2 separate regions of the Mus musculus genome follow, and region 2 is linked to region 1. A link is a contact called in ENCODE POLR2A ChIA-PET data. All regions are on one chromosome and are shown on one strand. The core of a region is the stretch at or near the end of the contact, and the rest is flanking DNA. Distances in the headings are between cores, read along the strand shown. Region 1 has its middle 23 kb from the start of Stoml1. Region 2 holds the start of Loxl1 (lysyl oxidase-like 1).

Region 1 (6,678 bases), core at 2,390-4,889:
GCATCTTTATATTTTTGCATAGTTGAGAAATTATACATTTTCAAAATGTATTTAAAGCTCTTTCCCATAGCCTTAAGGGCTGTTTGAAGGTCCCAGTGTTTACCATTTTGCTGAGTCATAGCCAAACTTTTTTTTTTTTTGATTAGGTATTTTCTTCATTTACATTTCAAATGCTATCCCAAAAGTTCCCCCATGCCCTTCCCCCCGCCCCCATATAGCCACACTCTTGACTTCCAGACAAGTGCTTTACACCCACAGCAGCCATTGACACTTGGTGGAGGCTCACACCAGGGCCCTGTCCCAGGGCTAGGAACCATGTCACTTTGTCCCCACCAGGCTTAGCACCCATTCAATTTTCTATATTTGTTGTATTATGTAATTATCACAAAGCAAAACCATATTCCTTCTGGGTGTAATGCTTATGAGACTCACTCACGTCCATTGTGTGATCAGTATTTTGTTACATGGTTTTCTTGCCATACTGGGATGGACCACACGACTTTCCCCATGCTGAGCTGTTGTCTCAGCCCCAGGACTTTCTTGCCCTTGTTTCCTCATATTCCATATTCATAGATGTACCACAATTTTCATAAACTAACCACAACTGTTCATCCATTTACCAGTAGATTCATGTTTGCTTGTTTTTGTTTTTTTTCTCCCTAGATTTGGGCCATTGTGGGGAAAAGTGCTCTCAGTATTCTCACATGAGCTTCTGTGCTGTACATACCTGTTTCTACTTTTTCTTGTTAAGTTAGGAATGAGGTCACTGAGGCACACGATGAGGGTAGATTTCACTGTCTTAGAACTACTGAACTTGGCCAGGCAGTGGTGGCGCACGCCTTTAATCCCAGCACTTGGGAGGCAGAGGCAGGTGGATTTCTGAGTTCGAGGCCAGTCTGGTCTACAGAGTAGGTTCCAGGACAGCCAAGGCTACACAGAGAAACCCTGTCTCAAAGAAAAAAAAAAAAAAAAAGAACTACTGAACTTTCCCCAGAGACTATTGTCCCACCACTTTCCAGCACACAGGTTCATCTTTGTAAAGCTGTTCAGGTAGCTAGGGAGCAGTATCTCACTGTTTACTCCCCTACTGACTAAAATTATTAGGTTTCTGTTTATGTTCTTTTTTGTTTTGTTTTGTTTTGTTTTGTTTTGTTTTGTTTTTTGAGACAGGGTTTCTCTGTGTAGCCCTGGCTGTCCTGGAACTCACTCTACAGACCAGTCTGGCCTCGAACTCAGAAATCCGCCTGCCTCTGCCTCCCAAGTGCTGGGATTAAAGGTGTGTGCCACCACGCCTGGCCTATTTATGTTCTTATGGGACATCCACACTCTTCTCCAATGAAGTCTCTGTTCAAAAGTTCCTATTTTAATTGACTTATTAGTACATTATTGTGCTTATTTGTTATGCATTGTGTGAGTATCCCAGTCTGTCAGTCTGTGACTTGCTTTTTTTTTTTTTTTGTATTTTACTCTTTGTGAATGAGTGTGTGTGTGTGTGTGTGTGTGTGTGTGTGTGTGTAGCTCTGACTGTCCCAAAAATTGAACTGAAGACCAGGTTGGCCTCAAACTCTCAGAGATCCACTTGCTTCTATCTCCTGAGTACTGGAACTAAAGGAGTGTGCTACCACTTCCTGACTATAATTCTTTTTTTTTTTTTAAAAGTATTTATTTATTATACATAAGTACACTGTAGCTGTCTTCAGACACACCAGAAGAAGGCATCAGATCTCATTATAGATGGTTGCTGGGATTTTGTTGTTGTTGTTTTTGTTTTTTTTGTTGTTGTTGTTGGTGGTGGTGGTGGTGGTGGTTGGTTAAAGGCGTGCGCCACCATGCCAGACAGGTTGCTGAGATTTTTGAACTCAGGACCTCCAGAAGAGCAGTCAGTGCTCTTAACCACTGAGCCATCTTTCCAGCCCCTGACTATAATTCTTAAAGAGCAATGGTTTTAATTTTAGTGAGAAGCATTGTATCAGATTATTTTTTTCTGCTATATACTGTGGGATTTTGTTTTTGTGTTGTCCTATCAAAGAAATACTTATTTAAACAAAATCACAGATATTTCCTTTTCTTTATATATTTAAGTGTATGGATTTCTTGCCTGAATGTAATGTCTATGCACTGTGTGTGTGCAGTGCCAGAGAAGGCTGGAAGAGGGTATCAGATTCTCTAGAACTATAATCAAAGATGGTTGGGAGCTGCCATGTGGATGCTGAGAACCACACCAAGGTCATCTCTCCAGCATCCCATGTTCTCTATTTTGAAAATATTTTTCTTAAACATGGCTTTAAATTGTGCTCTGCACATTTTGACAAATTGTATTATTATTCTCACTTAATTAAAATATTTCTAATATTCTCTCCTAATTTCTTCTTAGAACCATAAGTTATTTTAGAGGCCTGTTGTTTGATTTCCAAATCCTTGGGAGCTTCCCAGATATTTTTCTGTGACTGATTTATAGCTTAGTTATCATGATAGAATATATTTCAAATGATTCCAATTATTTTTAATTCACCAAGGTTTGATTTATGGCTCAGAATGTGGTCTGAGTGAAGACTACAATTCACTTGGAAAGAATGTGGGTTTTGCTGTTGTTGGGTGGAAAGTCTCACGGATAAATTATCATCAGATTAAATTGGTTAGTGCTCTTCAAGTTACCCAATGACCCATAACCACTCCAATTTTGCGCACTTGCTTTTTACTGTGCGGAGAGGGGACTCTCCCTTCTGTCTCTCAGCTCCATGGTTTTAACTGTCTGTTTCCTGAGACACTGTTCTCCCGTGCACATACCTTGGGAACTGTTGTCTCCTTTGACGAGCTCACCCCTTGAACTTCTGCCCTCCAGGTCACTCCAAAGTCTACTTCTCACTGCCTTTGGACTGCTTTCCCTTTGGCTCTTGTTTATATAACTTTAGCTTTCTTTCTTCTTTTTGTTTTGTTTTGTTTTTGTTTTTGTTTTTTTGAGACAGGGTTTCTCTGTATAGTCCTGGCTGTCCTGGAATTCACTTTGTAGACCAGGCTGGCCTCGAACTCAGAAATCCGCCTGCCTCTGCCTCCCGAGTGCTGGGATTAAAGGCGTGTGCCACCACACCCGGCAACTTTATCTTTCAAAACAACCCAAACTGACTTCAAACTTCCAACCCTTCTGCCCCAAGTCTGAGGTTAATTTGTGCCACATTCTCCTCTTGCTCTCCCACTAGTGGTAAGTGTGGTTACAGTTACTCACTTGTGCAAGCCTTGTAGAAGCTGGGTGTGGATGTGGGTCACTGTGTTTGGAGCCAGTAGGGTGCTTCTGGGTGCTGCTGGCTTCTTCCGGCCCAGCTTCCTAAGAGCCTATGTTTTTGGTCTTAGAAGGTGGGATTCCCAACAGTGTTTCTGTGCCTGAGACAGAGTTCCTGTCTCACCTACAGGGCAAAGGTGTCAAAATTTTCTTCTTTGCCTGGAGAGCAGAGTCTTGGTTCCTGCCTCGTCTGCAGCAGCCCTGGGGCCAGGTAACACACAGTTTTGGCAGCTATTCTAGGGAACCAGTGTGCTTCCGATGCACAAGCAGGCAGGAGCTGCAGGGTATGTGTGCTCCTGCCAAGTGGTGCTCCCTGTCTCCCAGCCTTTCTCCTGCATAGCCAGGAAGGGCACAGTCTTGCTTCACCCCCACATTTTCTGCCCAGGAGAACAGCTGGTCTTGTCTTTCTCAGGAAGAGCTTGCCACTGGAATTCCGTTTCTAACTTGCCTCTGACCTCAACTCTGACCGCTTTAGTAAATCCTGCCTCTTCCTGCTACAAAGTAACCTTCCTGTTACGATGTAACTGACAGCTCTCCTGTGGCTCTCAACAGACTCAGAATGACTTTTCACATATGCAAATAATCAAAGGGTTTTCCACCCACACGCATGTCCTCTGCCTGACTCCTGATACCCTCTGAGGCAATGTCCCTAGCTAACAGTGTCTTGAGGATTTTTTTCACTTCTCAGCAGCTTGAGTCACACTTGCTTCCTCTGGAGTGGCTGGCTGCCACCACCCCCCCCATCCCCCCATGCACTGCACTGTTCCAGTGCGTGACAGTCCTTAGTCACGCCCCCTCTCCTCTTTCTAGTCATACTTCCATTTGACTCAAGTTTCAAAACAACCGGTTCTTTTTAAAACTAAAAACGGATTTACCAGAAGGCCCAGCAGTTCCAGTGTCTCACATTTATCCCAGAGAAAATGACATTTATTTCCCCAGTAGGACCTGGACACAATGTTCACAGCAGCTTTATTTGTAATAGCCCCCAATAAATAAAATACTTGGATATTTTCCCAAATGTAAGTAGGTAAGCACACTGGTTCGTTCACATCCAAGACTGCTTGCTACTCAACAATGAAGAATGAACTCAGCTTTGGTGGGTGGGCCTCCTGAGAAAATGCTGAGTGAAATTGTATCAAAGAACACTATGGACAGGAATCTATTTATATACCAGTGGGGTGAAAGAACTGATTCACTGACGAGGGTGAGTTGTTCTCAGGGACTAGGAGTAGGAGAGAGACTGTGGTCACCTTAAAGGGGCAGCCTGAGGGAGCTGTGAAGGTGTCTTTGCAGCTCCGGGCTAGGCATTAGAAATGACTGCACAGGCCAAATGAACACTCTCACTTCCAACAAGCGATCTTCTGATTCTTGGACAGCTCACCCTGAAGCTCAGTTCCATTCTAATGATAACTACCTGGAGAAGGCTTTCAGCTTCAAGGCCTTTTGTTTTGTTTTTGTTTTTTGAGACAAGATTTCTCTGTGTAGCCCTGGCTGTCCGGGAACTCCCTCTGTAGACCAGGCTGGCCTCGAACTCAGAAATCACCTGTCTCTGCCTCCCAAGTGCTGGGATTAAAGGCGTGCGCCACCACCACCCGGCTCAGCTTCAAGGTCTTAAGGGCTTGGCCCCACCAACCAGGGTCAAATATCAGTTCCGGCATTTCTCCTTAACCTAAGACAATCCGGCTTCTCAGACTTGATGATTTGCTAGTTCACAGAAAACAAAACATGTTCTTTACAGCTTACTGGTTTGTGTAAAAGATGTGACTTTGAACAGCCAAATGGGAGGCACACACAGAGGGAGGGCTTCCTTGCCTCCTCCCTCAATTGTCCTGGGGGTTTGTTTCTATGGCTGTGATAATCATCTTGACCAAAAGCAGCATGGGAAGGAAAGGGTTTACTCTGCTTACTCTTACACTTCCACATCCACATCACTGTTTGTTACTGAAAAAGGCGAGGGCAGGAACTCTAGCAGCGTAGGAGGCCATGGAGGAGTGCTGCTTAGTGACTTGCTCAGACTCAGAGCATCCACGACCAGCAGCCTAGGGGTGGCCCTGTCCACAATGGGCTGGGCCCTCCCACATCAATCATCAATTAAGAAATGCCCTACAGGCTTGCCTAAAGCCTGATCTTATAGAAGGGATTGCTCACTAAGGTTGTCTCCTCTCAGATGACTCTAGCTTCTATCAAGTTGACATAAAACTAACTAGCACACCTGTTCAAGGCACAACCCCTCCCAACATCACCATGAATCTACTGGCCTGGAAGTTCTCCAGACCTCATTATTTAGAGGTTTTCTTTGTTGGTTTGTTTTTAGAGAGAGAGTTCTATACTGTTTGCATGGCCCCATAAAACATTTGTCACTGGCAAGTGAACTCATCCCTGTCCCTCTCCCTTCCCTAGACGTCACAGGGAAAGTCCTAATTTAAAACACTTCTTCCAAGCCGGGTGTGGTGGCGCACACCTCTAATCCCAGCACTTGGGAGGCAGAGGCAATCGGATTTCTGAGTGAGGCCAGCCTGGTCTACAGAGTGAGGTCCAGGACAGCCAGGCAATACAGAGAAACCCTGTTTTGAAAACAAAACAAAACAAAACAAAAAAAACAAACCCCACTTCTTCCTGGTGAGCATCCTGCTCCTTTAAATAGCCACTTTATTAAGTTAAACTCCAGTGTGAAAAGGGCTTCTTTCTTATAAATAAGCAAAGACACCCCTGGCTTTGAAGAGCTCTGTCCCAGCATCTGGGAACAGAGGCCATATATAGGCAGATGCTTCTTGCCGTACGAAAGGGTTGTGTGTGCAGTCCCAACTGCTGAGCGCTTTCTCCAGCTTCCTGTATCAGCTCTTTGCACAACCTCTCTGAACTGAACTCTACAGCCTTTCCAGCCCGTTCTTAGCCATTCTGAAAACTGCGCATTTGCATACTATTCTGCGAAGCGTTAATGTGTGATCTGAGAGTTAGCATTAGTGATGAAGAGGCTGGGGAGCAGGCTCAGTAGGTAAAGGAGATTGCTGCCAAGAATGAGGATCAGAGTTTGACCCCCGACCCCACATAGTAGGAGAGGACAGACTTCCACAAGTTGTCTTCCAGCCTTTACATGCACAGTGTGGCATATGCACGTGCACACACACGGTGAATAAATAAAGTAAGTAAATGGAATGTCAATAAGTAAGTTTGGAATAAAAGAACTCCTGCTTGCTAGTGGCTGGCTATAAAGGGCAACTGGGACTATTTTGCTAATCATAACCAAAAAAACTGTGTAGCTTGTGAATTAGTTGGTTATCCAATAAGCTCTGACATTGTGGAAAGGCACACATATCTGTTTCTGACATAACATAATCACAACAGGGACATATTTGTCTTTCTCTAGCTTGTCCTAACTTACAGGCAAGGACAGGAGACAC
Region 2 (7,060 bases), core at 373-2,872, 38 kb before region 1:
GCTGAGGCCAACACTGGGGGGGGGGGGGAGCAGGAGGGAGGGAAGGCTTAACCCTCCAGGTCCCAGGCTTCAATTGAACCAAGACTTGCTAGTCTTCAGCCTAATCAGTCACTATTGTAGGAATCCAGACATTACACTGGATCTACGATATCACGGGCAAGAGTGCTATTGCAAGCCCCCAATTTTCTGGCTAGATTAAGATATCTAGTGTCAGCCAGGTGTGGTGGCGCATGCCTTTAATCCTAGCACTTGGGAGGCAGAGGCAGGTGGATTTCTGAGTTCAAGGCCAGCCTGGTCTACAAAGTGAGTTCCAGGACAGCCAGGGCTACAGAGAAACCCTGTCTCGGGGGGGGGGGGGGGGAAGATATCCAGTGTCCCAAGACACATATGTGAAGTATCAGTCCTGAAACCCACAGTTTGGTGGGTTGATAGATGCTTCCTGGTAAGGATGGAGGGCAGAGGGGTCCTGGTTCCCAAAGAGCATCATTCTGGCTGTTTCCTCCTTAAACGGGGCCCAGGAGTTTACAAAACAGAGTCATCCAGCATTGAGGACAGATCCTTCCTGTCTTGTTTATAAGTCTCAGGGGGTAATCTTTGCCCTCCAGCTCCCAAGGCCAAACAGAAGACAGCCTAGGGGAAGCCTGGAGAACAGCATTTAGAGGGTAACCTCTTAGGTACCAAGTAAAAGTTAAAATTTACCTTTCTTCTTAGCCCTGACATCCCCGGAGGGAACAGAGAATCGGCCAGAACAGATGGAGTTCTGTGGAATAATCCCCCAGTGATCAATGTGTCCACTAACTCAGAGTTGGGAAGGAGCATGCGATTCCCAGGCCACGGCTCTCCCAAGGCCTCCCTCTCTCTGCTTTATGTTAAAGGTTCCCCTTGCCTCACAATGGCATATCTCATATCCAAGGCTGCCACCGGCTGGGTTCTTCTTATTCATGTTTAGACTCCGATTATTTCTGGCTATCAACTCAGGAAGCACAGGGCAGAAGCCACTGGAGGGGGTGGGGGGTACGTGATGTCAGCATCTGCCCTGAGCTCCCAAGTCCCCTTCAGCAGAGAGACATACCTATCCTAGTTCCCAAGCCTGTAGACTGAGACCTGGTAGAAGAGCTGAAGGTTCAGTGTCTTTGTACTCAGGACCAAACGCCCAATGTCTTCAGGATGCAGAATTACAGGGTGGCCCCAGCCAGAGGTGGGCATCTCCCCAGGGAGTCTCACCAACCAGGATGTCTCTTAGCACTAGCTTTGGAGAAGGGAGAAGGCACCCCAAGAACCCTAGGAAGAGGTGAAGTCAACGAAGAAAGTGGAATTAAAAAAAAAAAAAACCTGTGTCCAGGACTGAGTGGAACCAGCAGGGTAGTGCCCACATCTTAATCCTGCTATGTTTGCCAGAAACCCCACTTACCAGGCCTGAGTCCCCAGGGGCCCCCTCCTCCGCCCTACCTCATTCCCTTCCTCCCAGGCAGGTCTGTGGCTTGGCTGGAAGCTACAGGACTAAGGGAGCACTGATCTGTGGGACAGGCCACATAGCTAAAACCCGGCGGGCCGTAGGGCCCCGCGGAGGAGGCCCCAGCAGGCGGACCAGGTTTCTGAAACCTCCAGACACTTTCAGCCTGTTGCTTATTCATTCAGAGTGGGAAAGCGCCAGCCTAGCGAGCAGCCAGCCAGTGTGGGGCTGGCCATGTAAGGGCCCCAGGAGGTCCTGCCCGTCCCGTGCCCTACGGAAAGCCTCGTGCAGCCCTGGGCACCGCCCCTGCCCTGCCCTGACCCCTTGGCCTCGAAATGCTGTCATCGGAGGAGCCGTCCCGCTCGGGACAAGGCCAGGATGGACAAAGCTAGAGCTTGGGCAGGCGAAGAGCCATCCTGTCCTCGAGGCCGTGGGAAGAGAAGCACGCACCGAGGCCCACTCTCTGCCCACCCGGCCTCTGCAGAAGGGCCACTATGGCTCTGGCCGGAGCCGGCAGCCAGCTGAGGACCCTGGTGTGGAGTGCCTGCCTGTGCGTCCTGGTGCACGGGCAGCAAGCGCAGCCAGGACAGGGCTCGGACCCAGGACGCTGGCGGCAGCTGATCCAGTGGGAGAACAACGGGCAGGTGTACAGCTTGCTCAACTCGGGCTCTGAGTACGTGCCCGCGGGGCCCCAACGAGGGGAGACTAGCTCCAGGGTTCTACTGGCAGGCGCGCCCCAAACGTCGCAGCGGCGCAGTCAGGGGGGACCCCGGCGTCGGCAGGCGCCGTCCCTGCCCCTGCCCGGACGCGTGGGTTCGGACACTGTGCGCGGCCAAACGCGGCACCCGTTCGGCTTCGGCCAGGTGCCCGACAACTGGAGAGAGGTGGCCGTCGGGGACAGTACCGGCATGGCTCGGGCCCGCACCTCCGTCTCCCAGCAACGGCACGGGGGCTCCGCCTCCTCCTCGGTTTCGGCCTCGGCCTTCGCCACCACCTATCGCCAGCCATCCTCCTACCCGCAGCAGTTCCCCTATCCGCAGGCGCCCTTCGTAAACCAGTATGAGAACTACGATCCCGCGTCACGGACCTACGAACAGGGCTACGTGTACTACCGTGGTGCGGGCGGCGGCATGGGCGCGGGGGCAGCGGCTGTAGCCTCGGCTGGGGTCATCTATCCCTTCCAGCCCCGGGCGCGTTACGAGGACTACGGAGGTGGAGGAGGCGAGGAGCAGCCCGAGTACCCGGCCCAGGGCTTTTACCCAGCCCCAGAGAGGCCCTATGTGCCCCAGCCCCAACCCCAGCCCCAGCCCCAGCCGCAGCCTCAGCCCCAACCTTCCGACGGCCTTGACCGTCGTTACTCGCACAGCCTGTACAATGAAGGCACCCCGGGATTCGAGCAGGCCTACCCTGATCCCAGCACCGACGTGTCGCAGGCCCCCGCGGGGGCCGGTGGCACCTACGGTGGCGCTGGCGATCCTCGCCTCGGCTGGTACCCGCCCTATGCAGCCAATGTGCCACCGGAGGCCTACGTCCCTCCGCGTGCGGTGGAGCCACAGCCCCCATTCCGCGTGCTGGAGCCACCTTACTTGCCCGTGCGAAGCTCTGATGCGCCCTCCCAGGGTGGGGAGCGGAACGGCGCCCAGCAGGGCCGTCTCAGCGTGGGTAGTGTGTACCGACCCAACCAGAATGGTCGCGGTGAGTACAATCCACGAGCGCCTTGGCTCGACATTTTGGCCACTGGTGAATTGCTGGTGCGGACCCTGTTTGTTTCTTATCAAAGGCCTTCCAGTGGTGGCTTAACAAGGACCATGCAGCCCCTGCGTGCCTCTCCTCCTGAATCCAACTATTATCCATCTGGGTCAAAGGCCTATCTGGTAGGCCTGTGTTTTGACTCTGGCTTGGGGAGAATAGTGGAAGGACTAGCCAAGTTTTAAGTACTTTGCAGATCTAGCTGGGGTCATCTAGGGACGAGTGGGGAAAGTCTTGCTCCCTTGCTTCTCCCTCTCCCAGGGAATCTCTTAACACTTTTAGAAATTTCCCCTATGCCTGTGCACAAAGTGAGGCAAAGGATCATGGGAGTCTTGGACCTTCAGGGTCAAGAGGCCTTAAGAATGCTTCTAGAGCCGGGCGTGGTGGCGCACGCCTTTAATCCCAGCACTCGGGAGGCAGAGGCAGGTGGATTTCTGAGTTCGAGGCCAGCCTGATCTACAAACTGAGTTCCAGGACAGCCAGGGCTATACAGAGAAACCCTGTCTCGAAAAACCAAAAAAAAAAAAAAAATGCTTCTAGAGATGCTGCAGTGTCCTTGTGCCCTTAGTGAGGTGAGTAAACAGCCAAAGAGCTGCACTAGAACAGACAAAATTTTCAGACCCCTGAGGTGATCCCAACACGGCTGGGGATGCCAGAGCCCACTGGCCAGGGCATAAAATTCAACTGAGCACTAAAGAAACCACAGTAATGAAGATTAGTACTATTTCAGTGCATTAAAAAAAATCTCTTATGAACAAATATGTCCAAATTTTAAACAGACTCAATAATGTTTCCATAACCTGGGGCAAACTGAAAAATCAATAATGGGTCCTTTTTTTATTTGAAATGGGATATTTGTTCATTGCAGATTTTTTGTATTGATTTTGTTTTTAAACACATCACATTAAATATTACTTCTCTAGGGCACCGTACTTCATGATGTTCTGTAAAACATAACCCAGGCTCGTGCTCCACGACCTCACTCTCGTCTTGGCTCTGAGGGAGAGTCCCAGGAAATGTCTGAAGACAGGCCACCCTCTGGCTCTCCCCAGGGATGAAGATATGACCTATCCTTGGGAAGGCCATGTCATCTGCACACAAGGGTCAGGGTGGAGTAGTCTTCCTCTGCCAGATGGGCAGCTTCCACATGTGCTGTTACTGTGACAGGGGCCAACTGTTGCGTCTGGCCAGTGCTGGATGGCCATCAGCCCGTCCGCAGCTGTCCTAGAATCCCCTTGCTGATGCTCTCCATACAGGGCTGCCTGTATGTCAAGCTTTCCACCGAGTTCTCAATGCACACGCAGTGCACCCTGGGGCAGCGCCCTGTCTGCAATTGCCTTCTCCATACCAGGGTTGCTATACCAGGGCTGTCGGGTGAAAAGGAGCCTTTGGGACTCAAGGGTGTTGGAGCTCAGCCCAGCCTTGGCTCCTCAGTCTCTGTCAGCACTGAATAACGATTTCTCCCGCCAAGATGGCCTGATTGAAGGGCTGCTGTTTGGGGGACCCTGAAGCTGAAGACCAGGGGAAGGAGAGCCTGAAGGGAAGGAGAGCGATCACTGTGTCCCGGTCATTGCACAGGCTTGAGTCGAACTCTGCATCCCACTTTGAAAACCATAGGAGCTGGGGGTGAATCATAAAATGGGTTGGGGTGGGGGGGCTTCTATGAGACAATGCCAAACACCTCCACCGAGCTCTGTCACCAGCTTGGCATAGCCTGCAGCAGTCTACCATGGCTTTGTGCTGACTTGCCTCTCCTGGGAGCCCCTTGTAAGAGGTGTGGGGGGGGGGGGCGTTACCTATCAAGTACTTGACTTTAGTGGCTGCTTTTCTTAGAATGTAAGACCCCATCTCAGCAAAGCTCAACCGGGAGGGCTCCACCTCTAGGCTGAGGCAAAAACAGAGGCCTCAAGTGGCACAAAGCTGGCCTCGAGCCAGCGTGTTTCCTAGGGACCCTCTGTGGCCTGTGAATTTTCAAGGAAGTCATTTGGTTCAGAGGAGGATAGACTAGGGCAAGGTCCATGTCTGGAGTGGGATTCCTGACACTCGGCAGGCTCTGGCTACTGTTCCTAAGCCCCACAGTTCATTTCAGACCAAATGTGCTTCTCCCCTGAAGGCAGTGTGTTCTTGAGACCAAGGTGGATAGGTTGGCATGCATCAGACTCAGGCTCTGCTCTAAGGGAAGCACAGAAGAAAGGACAATTTGGTGCCGTGAATAGGTCAGCACTGGGAATAAGAGCTGTGGGAGGTACAGAGCAGTGCTCCCTCAGCTTGGGGGAGCACTCACACGGAGCACTCACACCGTCATATCCATAACTCAGCCCTGAGTGGGCTTCTGAATTCCACCTCAAAAATCAAAGGATCCGAACCAGGTGGTGGTGGCATCGCAAGACTTTGTCTCAGCACTCGGGAGGCAGAGGCAGGCTGATCTCTGAGTTCAAGGCCAACCTGGTCTACAGAGTGAGTTCCAGGACAGCCAGGGCTACACAGAGAAACCCTGTTTCAAAAAAAAAAAAAACAAAACAAAACAAAAACAGACAGCAAATGGAATCACAGGAGCTGGGAGTGAATCAGACTGGGGAGGGGGGAACATCTGTTATGCAGGGGAGTGGGAAACATCTGTAATGCAGGGGAGGAGGAACATCTGTAATGCAACACTGAGTGCCTCCAATCCAGAGGCTCAGAGAGAACTTCTCAGAGGAGGAGGAGGTGGCCAAGCTTTGTGCAGGGGAACACAATCAGCATTCTCGAAGTTCCCTCTTCTGTGATCATGGAGAAAATAGGGGATGGGAGGGATCGGAGTACATTTAGGGCCCACAACGAAGCCAGAGAAGGGGCATTAGACTTCCCTACTATTGGCCCTTCCCTCCCCACCCTGCTAGGCCAAGACCATGGAAAATCCCAGGCCAGTGAAGTCCGAGCCTTGTACTTGAGATCAGCCCCCCAGGCCTGGTGTGGGAGCCCTGGGCAGATTCTCCGAGGCTGACTTCATCCCTCCTGGCCACATACCCAGGGGTCTGAGGCCCAGCGCTGGCAGCCTGTGCTTGTGTGTGGGCGTGTGCATCTGTCCTTACAACACCAAACACATGTGAGCACCGCCCACGTCCCCCCTTGTGTGTGTGCCTTCCAAGTGTCTGTCCTGAGCTTAGCCCCTGCCTCAGCAGCCTCCCCTTTCTTCTCATGCTGTGTGCTGGGCTGCCCAAGGCTTCTGCAGTACCTTTGTCTCTTAACTCTGGGACAGGTCACAAAGGTGAAGGGGGCTTTGCAGAGGCCCAGGGGGGTTGGTTCACATGCCTCATTCATCTCTCACAGCGCATTCCACTCAGAGGGGGTTGGGGCATGGCTGGCTGCCTCCCAGAGCTGCTAGGTCCCGTGCCCTGTGCCCACCCCTATGCCACCTCTCCTTGAGGCTGCTGCCAGACCCTCCTCTTCCTGGCACCCTTGCTCTGGCTCCTGCTTATCACAGCCTCACAGTTTTTGAGCAGCTGGTCTCAGAGTTGAGATGCCCCCCAGCCCCAGAAGACCACAGCTCTCCTCCCCTTCTACCTTGGCCTGCCTCTTGAGCCCAGGCAACCTGTGAAAGACATAGCCACTGAATCTGGAACAGGTCGCAAAGATAGCTATGCATCAGGGCATCCCTGGTGGCTGTGCCAGCCTTGCCTGGCATGTGCCATCCATCGTTGTCTTGACAAGGCCAATTGGATGTTGACACTTCCACCTGACACCTCAGAGTCTAAGGTACTTCCTTTCCTTTCCTCCTCCTCCTCCTTTGCAGCACCCAGGGCCACCATTGTGCTGCTCCTGGGAGAACATGTTCCCCTAACATCTAAGGGTGTTTCCAGGGTAGTGCCCTCTCTAACC

The links. ChIA-PET counts read pairs that join two places held with the same protein, here RNA polymerase II (POLR2A).
Region 2: POLR2A ChIA-PET joins it to region 1 with 19 read pairs in Patski. The contact joins the promoter of Loxl1 here to the enhancer-like site in region 1. POLR2A ChIA-PET finds 5 or more read pairs at or near these places in 3 of 5 experiments (Patski and embryonic stem cell).

Annotation. Positions count from the first base shown.
Region 1 is chr9:58,272,577-58,279,254 of GRCm38, reverse strand. No RefSeq gene overlaps it. Among named protein-coding and RNA genes, the nearest start is that of Stoml1, 23 kb to the right of the region's middle. Within about 2 kb of position 3,639, at least 1 of the 3 ENCODE cell types and tissues checked has a DNase peak (open chromatin) inside an H3K27ac peak, as active enhancers do.
Region 2 is chr9:58,307,774-58,314,833 of GRCm38, reverse strand. Loxl1 (lysyl oxidase-like 1) reads left to right here and starts at 1,622. Exons shown (of 7, transcript NM_010729.3): 1 at 1,622-3,148. The coding sequence starts at 1,948.